Linked DNA regions of Homo sapiens: region 1 is linked to region 2. A link is an interaction called in ENCODE POLR2A ChIA-PET data of the cell type or tissue named here. Cell type or tissue: PC-9. All regions are shown on one strand.

Evidence for each region. ChIA-PET counts read pairs that join two places held together with the same protein. Peaks named below come from ENCODE experiments on the same cell type or tissue, not always from the same donor. Only the 100,000 strongest peaks of a DNase experiment are listed, where the experiment ranks them.
Region 1: POLR2A ChIA-PET joins it to region 2 with 6 read pairs; 3 of 35 experiments call an interaction of 5 or more read pairs at or near these places.

The regions. Positions count from the first base shown.
Region 1 is chr9:72,936,783-72,941,782 of GRCh38, reverse strand. ALDH1A1 (aldehyde dehydrogenase 1 family member A1) reads left to right here. Exons shown (of 13, transcript NM_000689.5): 2 at 1,531-1,635. Among named protein-coding and RNA genes, the nearest start is that of ALDH1A1, 14 kb to the left of the region's middle. In PC-9, no CTCF peak of the experiment used is centred here; no DNase peak of the experiment used is centred here.
Region 2 is chr9:73,134,623-73,139,622 of GRCh38, reverse strand. No RefSeq gene overlaps it. Among named protein-coding and RNA genes, the nearest start is that of ANXA1, 15 kb to the left of the region's middle. In PC-9, no CTCF peak of the experiment used is centred here; no DNase peak of the experiment used is centred here; H3K27ac peaks cover 1,190 bases.

The DNA.
Region 1 (5,000 bases), 200 kb after region 2:
TGGCATGAATGGGCAAACAAGACGGCTTATCCTCTTCCCCATTTTGTAGGAAATCACAAGTGTCATAGAGTATTCATTTGCAGAACGTTATAGATCTTATCCATGAGTAGCTGATGGATTATAGATCTTTGATTCAATTAAGTTAGTTATTCAAGAATTTTTTACTGAGGCTAAAATTGCTTGAGGGCTGTTGGACACTGAAGATAGACTGGAAAACCATACACAGCCCTTGATGGAAGGCAGACACTTAAAAATGACTATTTAAAAAGTGACAAATTGTCCAATGGAAGTATAGAGGAGACCAGGGAAGTATATTTTGTCTAAATAATAAATCACAGAATATAGAATGAATTATATTCAGGCATTTAGGGATATATAGTAATATACATTTTATTACTCTGATAGAATTTTAAGCTATGCTAGTGATCACCGGGGAATTTTTAATAAATAAGTAATTTGCATTTAGCATAGTAGCTAATTTAAACCTTGGAGGAGTGTTTCATTACATTCTCCCTCGGGGTTGAACTATTAATAACTTATCTTTAGATATCCAGTAAGAAGGGATGTCTGAATTAGGATATATGTTATAATCCAGCACATATGTCACCTTCCTTTACTCCCTGTGTTAGCTACCTCTGATTCAAAATAGAATAAACTAGTCCATCTTGTCATAAGTCTAACAGAAAGTTATATACTATCCAAGACTGTATTTATGATTGTTTTCATATTTCAAATAATTAGAAATGTGAAAGCTGGCTCCTCAAGAAAAGACAAATTCAGTGACATGAAAGTTGAAACTGAGATGTTTTAAATGACATACTGATGCTTTTAAGTATTTCTATTTTATAGTACACACAGACAAAATTTCATATTTTTTAGTGCTTACTGTTTCTTTAGTTGCATGTCTATTTCTCATAGTTACCATTAAGAAATCTTGTTCCTGATTTTGTCTGAAGACAACGAAATTACCAGGTAATCTTTTGAAAAGGAGAATAAAACCATATGCTTTTAAAAAGCCAATGAAACAATGTGACTAGCTAATTTTCTCTAAGTGAACTCCTTTTAGAATCCTTTAGCAAAATTCTTTTTTTAACTTTAAAACATTAAAGGATTAGAAAATAGTCTCTTATGATTCCAAATCACCAGTAGCCGAAAATGAGGATGTTCAGAATTTAAAGTGGAAAATAGAAGCAATCATTAATAAAGACCAAGCCCACAAAAGCCTTTGCTTTGCCTCAAATTCATGGCCATTTCAGGTAAAAGCATTGTTTTCTAGATTGTTTTCTCCAGTATGTATTTTCTAGTGTTGAACTGATTGCATACCTTAAACTTAAAAGCATTATGTACTTCATTTTAGTACATGTCTATGCATGTGAACACAAAATGTCTCAAACAGCCAGAAAGTTTTGAGAGGTGAAGAGATGTGCATCATTTAGGCATGGTGAAATGCTTTAGTTTAAGTTTATGAAAACTTCCAAAATTTTCTGCATATTTAAGCGCCTTGTATGTATTTTCTCTTCATCTCTACAGATCTTCATAAACAATGAATGGCATGATTCAGTGAGTGGCAAGAAATTTCCTGTCTTTAATCCTGCAACTGAGGAGGAGCTCTGCCAGGTAGAAGAAGGAGATAAGGTGAGTTTCTGAACACTAGTTTCATTTTATGCCAGGTTTCTTGGTTTTTTGCCATTCTGAGCTCCTGAACCCCATTGCAAGCTCCAAAAGACATGCCATGAAAATATGGTTTCTGGGGCAGCTTAGGAAAATTGTCTAAGTTGTCCTTGTTACCAAAAAAAAAAAAAATGCTCTGTAGTTATGTAATAATGATAAACCTGTGCTTCTGGGTGTCATGGTGATTTTTTTTCACATCATTTTCCTTTATTTTCAATTGAAATAGTATATAGATTTATTTTACAGACTATATAAGAAGGGATTGATCATAGGTTATAAAGTAGAGAAATCTTCAGCTGGGCGCTGTGGCTCACACCTGTAATCCCAGCACTTTGTGAGACCAAGGCAGTTGGATCACTTGAGGTCACGAGTTCGAGACCAGCCTGGCCAACATGGGGAAACACCGTCTCTACTAAAAATACAAAAATTAGCCAGGCATGGTGGCACATGCCTCTAATCCCAGCTACTCAGGAGGCTGAGGCAGGAGAATTGCTTTAGCCCGTGAGGCAGAGGTTGCAGTGAGCCGAGATCATACCACTGCACTCCAGCCAAAAAAAAAAAGAAAAGGAAAAAGGAGAGAAATGCTTTATTCATATGAAATTGTTCTTTTTATGTTGCTAGATAAAACTAAAAGTTATTATAGAACTTTTAGAACAATATATTACTAAGTTATTTTATTAAAAATCACTGCATTAATATTATTATTCAACACCTGTAAAAATTATATTATAGAATAACTTAAATTGACTAACAAATTACAAGCGTTGTTATTTTCCAGCTAATAATAGAAACAACAAAAACCAGTTTTTATTTAGTGAAAATTGTTCTCAAGTTCTAAATGCTATCTTCATTTAAAACTTAAAGCAACCCTATAGGGCAGGTACTATTTTGAGTCATTTTTACAAATAATGATGAGATGGCAGAGTAGAAAGGCTGAGTAATTTACTCAAGGTGACATTGCTAATAAGTAATAACCTCAACATTAAAATGCTGTTCCTCTGACACTATAACCTGTGCCTAGTAGGGCTACTGCTTCACTTTGTGATTATTATGAAAGTAAGATAGGGTTGGCCGGGCGCAGTGGCTCTCACCTGTAATCCCAGCACTTTGGGAGGCCGAGGCGGGCAGATGATCTGAGGTCAGGAGTTTGAGACCAACCTGACCAACATGGTGAAACCCCACCTCTACTAAAAATACAAAAATTAGCTGGGCATGGTGGTGGGTTCCTGTAATCCCAGCTACTGGGGAGGCTGACGCAGGATAATTGCTTGAACCCGGGGGTCAGAGGTTGCAGTGAGCCAAGATAGTGCCATTGCACTCCAGCCTGGGCAACAAGAGTGAAGCTCCATTAAAAAAAAAAAATTAAATAGTCTTTCTTATTATGAAAGTAAGATATCCCAGCACTTTGGGAGGCTGAGGCGGGCAGATCACAAGGTCAAGAGATTGAGACCATTCTGGCCAACATGGTGAAACCTCGTCTCTACTGAAAATACAAAAATTAGCTGGGCATGGTGGCGCATGCCTGTAATTTCAGCTACTCGGGAGGCTGAGGTAGGAGAATCACTTGAACCCGGGAGGCAGAGCTTGCAGTGAGCCGAGATCGCATCATTGCAGTCCAGCTGGGTGACAAGAGCGAAACTCCGTCTCAAAAAATAAAAAATAAAAAATTAGATAGCATAATATTAAATAAACTTTTTATTCTCCTCCTGGGTGAGGAGAGTAAAAAACTTCAGAATATTTTTCTGAACACGTAAGTGTTTCTAAGTCTAATTTGAAATGATTTTTCTGCTCTTTAGTTGCCCAGGGGTTGCCAAGTTTTAAATTTCTGTAAAGAAGTAATGTTTTATTTTATTTTATTATTATTATTATTGCTGCAGGAAAAGACTACTGGGAAATTAAAGTCAGCAACACCCAAGGATAATATTATTCATGACAATGTGTTTTAGTTAATTATAGCGATCACATGTTCCTGCCAGTCTCCTGCCCAGTCTTTTCCATTACTTTAGCCCCAGTAAATGAGATCACAAATCTCAACGTACTGGGCCATGCAGATACTTATTCCAAGATAGTGACAGACCTGAGGGGGCCCTTTTAGATTTAGGAGAGGCCCTTGGTTCAGATTTCAGTATGATGAAAACAAGTAAGACCGAAGTCTCAAGCCACAGGAGTACGGAGTTCAACCATAGGGGTTAACAATTTGAGAAGTAGAAACAAAATAAAATGATGACAAATGTCACTGGCTTTCAGATTCAGATTTACTCTTTATACTGAAGAGTTCACCAAAGCATAAATTCTCCATTCTGCTTCTCACTGTCTGTGGGAAAAAGTGCACAAACAAAGGTCCTTTATAATATTACTCAACCTTTGTTTATGGCCTCTTTCCCAGGCCACCGCATTAACTTAAGACTTTCAACTTCGTCATGCCCAGTGTCCATCCCCAACAATTGCTTGCTAGTCACTGCCTCTGTACATGTCCACAGTGTAGTCCTCAGGACCTAGTTCAAGTCACCATCTATAGTAAGAGCGTAGATTTTCAATGTTTGTACTTAACCTTCTTTGAGATTCTGTTCTTTTTCATGTAAAATGAGGAGATAGAAAATGCTTGAGGAGTTAAATATATAGAGCTCTTCAACGGTGCCAGGCATATCCTAAACCTTCAGTCATGCCCGGGTTTTATACTTATTTAAAGCCTTCTCTAACCTTCTCAAGCAGACTTACTCTCTTCTGTGTGGTTATAGGACATTGTATTTGCCTGTATTATAACCTTTGTATTATACAGCTATAGGTTAATTTGTCTGAGACAATATGCTTCTTGCAGAGATCAACACTGCATCTCTCATTTATATCCTTGGTTTCTGGATATAGTATATCCTATAAGTATGCTATACTATATTCGATAGATATACTATACTATAGATATAGTATATTCTATAAATCTATGAAGTAGTCTTCTTTTTCATCAAGTGTTGAATTTCCATACATTCCACATTCCTCACCTTAGGAATTTAGTACTAACCTGACTATTGGCTATGGCAGACATTCTCAAAATTTAGCCTGTCTCAGAATGTCCAGGAAGGCTTGTTAAAACACAGATAGCTGAGCCCCACCTTCCCCTAGGTTTCACTGCAATAATCTTAGAATGGGACCTGAAAATTTTCATTTTTTATCAATTCTTTGGTAATGCTGATGTTGTTGGTTGGGAAGGAGGTGAGGGAATGCATCTTGAACCACCGAACTAAAGTGTTAAGCTGTTAAGTTGTATCTCCTCTCAAGCGTTAACATTTAACAGGGGTCAAAGAGTTTTGACACCTAAGAAAGTTAGTGATTGA
Region 2 (5,000 bases):
CTCCAATTTAAATCAATATTAAAATCTTCTTTCTCTCCTAATAGTTGATCTTGTCTTATTATTTTTTTGCTGCCTGAAATAATGATTCTCTTTCACATATATCCATTGCACTGGTATAAAGGGAATTATGATTTCAGAATTATGGTTCTACCTAAAACTGGATGTATGTATGTGTGTGCATGTATTCTATCAATGCTGAAAATGTACATAAAAATATGTATAGCAAAACAATAAAATCTTTCCTACTTCTAATTTGTCAGTTTAAGCAAACACCATGTTCTTTAGGAGCCTGTTTTCCTAGCTCTGTACCTATTTTCAAATGAAATCATGTTTTCCAGGTACAGGGAGTAACTATTTCCATCATTTCTAAGAACACAGAACACAAAATTCATAAAGTACAAATAAAAGTTTCTTCACGTGTCTTAGTATCTAAACAGAACTAAAAATGGGAAGACAGCATATTTAATTTCTTTCTTCCTTTTCAATTTGCAGTTAAGGCTAAAATGGTGATGACTTGTCTTTTCCCTTCCCATTCTGTACCCTCAGCTTCACATATATCCTCAGCCTAATGAAACCAGTTTCTCTACAATTTTCAAAATGCTCTTGACTCTCATTTATGCACAATTGCTCATCCTGTTCCCAGTAAATATGGTCCTCTCATTTTTCTATAAATTTTTGCATTTATGAAAGCCCAGTTGCAACTCACATGATATATTTCTTAACTTTCTCATTCAGTTTTTTGAGTAACCTTATTCTTATTTATATTAATATTTAATGCTTCCATATTCTTAGAAACTTCATTAGAGCATCTGACGTGTTTTTAATGCCTCTTTGAACCTCAGAACTATCATGTTGGAAATTATTACCATTTCCATTTTTCTGATGATAAACAAGAACTGAAACTCACAGAATTTTAGACTTTCTTCCCTAAAGGCAAAGTGAATTAAATGACATATCTGAACTAAGGCTAGTTTGCTTATGACTTCAAATGACATGTCTACCTACCACATAGAGCCATGCTCAATATATAATAGGTATTTAAATTAATTGTTATTCATGCATTCCCATTCAGAATTAGGGGGAAAAATGAACGTATAACTATGACTTAAGAGGAATTACACTGAAGTTTTCCTTAGTGAATTTAATGTGAATATATAGTTATTTGTGTGATTAAGTCCGTGTAATTAGGAGTTTAATGTGTGTATCCCCAACAGACTATAAATTCATTTGTTTCTTATTGGTCCCATTTCCTAGCACAGTGCCTGGCTCATAATAGGCACTTAACAAATGCTTGTTAAATTAATAATGAGTGATGAGGTGCCTCTATATTAGAATGAGCTTATGTGTCCAAGGAGTTCTTTAATAATAAATAGAGAGGGCAATCTTTTTTACTTTTCAGCATTGGAAAGTTGGTAATATTTCTCTTACAGTAGCCCAAAAGGATATGTGCAAGGAGAACTTGAGCAGAATAAAGCTGAGCCGATACTGACCTGTTCCATATTTCAACACAAGTCCCATGATTGAGCAACAGATACAGAAGATTAATATCTGTGAAATCAATTCTAGTTTCAGTATCTGCATTCTAACATTCTTTTTCCCCCTTTCTTCATCTTAAAATGAAATCCTTCACTGCTGATAATATGATGACAATAATGAAGAATGGCTTTCTTGTTTAATAACATGTTGCGAGTATGTCCTTAACAAACAAAATTCAAAGTGAACAAAATGGAATTTATAATGATCTCATTGTAAGGAACAATAAATATTACTTGGGTATAATTTTAAAAACCGGTTGGAGGTGGTAGGGTTGTTGGGGGTAAGAACATATTAAGGATGAAGCTAAGTAAGAGAATCAAAGATAAAAGCATTGTTAATACCTCACTGACTTGGATAAGTTCCTGAGTAAATACTTTACGAGAGGCCAGTGCAGAGCTACTTGAAGTCAAATGAGTAAGGAGAGAATTCAATCCATCCTGGTAAAACTGAATTAACACTCTTTGTTTCTTTAATGCATTGGCTATTGCTAATATTTCTAATCAATCAACAGTGTTCTTGTGCCCATGACTCTGAAACTCTGAAACATAAAACTTTGCAGGGCATTACGCCCAGGTGGCAAGAGGCAAGGTAATGATGTCATTGTGTTTATTTATGGTTGACTGACTAGCTGATTCTTTGTGGATTAAGAATGAAGCTCAACAGATCCCACCCTCTAGTGTACACTCTGCCACATACTGAGATCTTTCAGGCAAGCTTGAACTTCTCTGAAAAGACCAGCGGCCCTATGACTATCCCTGGCAACTTTCAGGATTTAAGTAACTCTCATTGTCTAAGATTTTTACACTCTTCGGGAGCATAAATGTTTTACCTACTGTAACAAGGTTTGGCCATTTAAATTACAAAACTGAATTGGTATTGTTCTGCTATAGTACAGACAAATATATGTGAATGTGTATGCATGGTGTGCATTTAGCATTCATTCAATGTCAAGGTTCGTGGAAGAAGTAAATTATGTTTTCTCAATATTTTTGGCCAAGTGATAATTTGCAGTATTAAATTTGGAAAAAAATGTTTAAACACATGGAAGTAATAGACTCTGCTACTGGACCTGAATCAAGGAGACAACAGTTATGACAATATGTTCCTTCTACTCTGATTCTTGCATAGAAGCCTCATTGGCACTTTGCTGAGCATTACTGTAGAGATTTTTCTAACAATAATAAAGCAAATTTTGATTCAGAAAGATAAATCTAATTACAATCACTATTCAATTTAAGGCCATTTTATATTGAAAATGCAGTGCCAAAAATGTACTAATTAGAACTAGTAAAAATTTAGTAATAATTCACTATATAAGACATATCAAATGGAGGGTTTCAACCTACTTTCTTAGTTGAATAAAATACATGTATTTATAGGTGTGTGTTTATCTTTGAGTATAGATAGATAAATTTGTCTTCATGCCGACATTTAGGTCATGGTGCCACTAAAGTATGTAACTGACCACATGGAACTTTGTCTTCTGACTGCTTGATTCTTGATCTGGTACAAAACCACTCTGAGGCCAAAGACATTGATAAGTGCCTAGCATTTTCCTCTCAAATATGTAATTACAAAGTATTTTAAATAAAAGAGAAAGAAGTGAAATCCTATCTGCTACAACAGTCAAGAGTGAAACTTCCCATTGGTTTAACACTTTAGTGCTTATAAAACTCTTCCATGTATATTTATTTCATCTTCATAATTGTATTGTGGGAAGGTGACATGATCATTACACACACACACACACACAAACACACACTGTGTGTCTCACTCTGTTGCCCAGGCTGTAGTGCAGTGGTGTGATCATAGTTCACCACAAGCACATGTTACCCACACCAGGCATATGTTTAGTTTTTTATAGAGAAGAGATCTTGTTATGTGGCTCACGTGGGTCTTGAACTCCTAGGCTCAGATGATCCTTCCCCCTTGTCCTCCCAAAGTACTGGGATTCCAAGTGTGAGCCACCACACTTGGCCCATTGTACATATTTCAAACTGAAGCCCAGTGAATTTTGGATTTAGCTAAAGCCAGTGATTGCTAAATAAAGACGTTGCCACTTGAATCTAGATCTTTTACCTTCTTTGAGTGAAGGGTTCTTTATGCCAGATCATGATGCCCAGCTTGCCTTTGACATTTGGAGGCATAAAATTATCCAAAATTCTACCTGGAAGGCAAAATTTTGGATTTATAATAAAATCAAATAGAGGCCAAAATATGAGGACTTCAGTGTCTATGAACCCATATACAGCTACATTTTAGTGCTGAAAAATCACCCATGAACTCCTATATGTATAATCCCATAGAACTACAAGTATCCCCTTTGTTTCTCCATTTTGGGAGTGTGTGAGAACCTCAGAACTACACTTTTGCTTCTAACTACTACATCATTACTCAGTTTCCTGTATAATTCTTGAAAAACCAGCTATTCTGGAGTTAGCACTCATAGTGTGTTCATACTTTTCAAATTTTTTTCCTTTTCAAAACTTTTATTCTTCTCAGTAATTTTTCATACCTGACAGTTGAGACAAAGCTAAGTGATGAAATAATGAGACAGTTCAACTTACTCATTGTCTTTATAATGAAATGAATGCAATGCAAAGGCATTGTGTGTGCCTGGTTTTTGTCCATTTATGATCTTTTCTCAGGGTTGATTATTCTTGAACTCTTTTTCATAATTTTCTTTAATATAGTCTCTGAAATTCTTTCAGTTCTTGAATTAGCTTTTATCCTTCAGTTCTTATGTTTAAACCTTTTTTTCATTATTTCTTAGCCTCTATTCACTAGAAGTCATTGACTATAAATAAATGCTTAGATTCCAATTTTTTAAAAGTACTTTGGAAAAATAAATAAGCTGATTCTCTAGGCAACTTATTTTGTATTTCAAACAAATTTACACTCCTTAGAAAATTGCCAGATGTAAGTTATATTGATTACAGAAAATGTAATACAAAATGCTTTTTTCTATCTTCAAAACAAACCAAGCAGAAAAATATTAAAGCATGAATTAAGTCAACTGGATAGATATTAAGACTTACTCTGATCTCACACGTTTTAGAAAGTAATCAAATTCAATACACTTCTAAATACTCTGCCATTCTGTGTCTAAAATGTATTTAAATAATTGTTGACACTATTGGTTGAAATTCACGTCTTATTTATCTTTCTAGAAATTTAAAAAATTTTATAACATAAAATACTTTGCTTACATCAATGATATGAATGTACAATTTAGAGAAAATATGAAAAATTATATTGTAAAAACACTGCTAATTGTGAAGATCAAAACATAATTTATTTGATTTTCAGCTTTCTTAGGCTAATAATCATACATTTCAAATAATTCTTCAAGATGAGAGCTCCCAGAGAAAAAAGAAACTTTATATTTTCTACAGATCTGGACTTAAAAAATGAAATAAATTATTTTTAAAAATAACAACGACAACAAAACCCTAGGAAACACT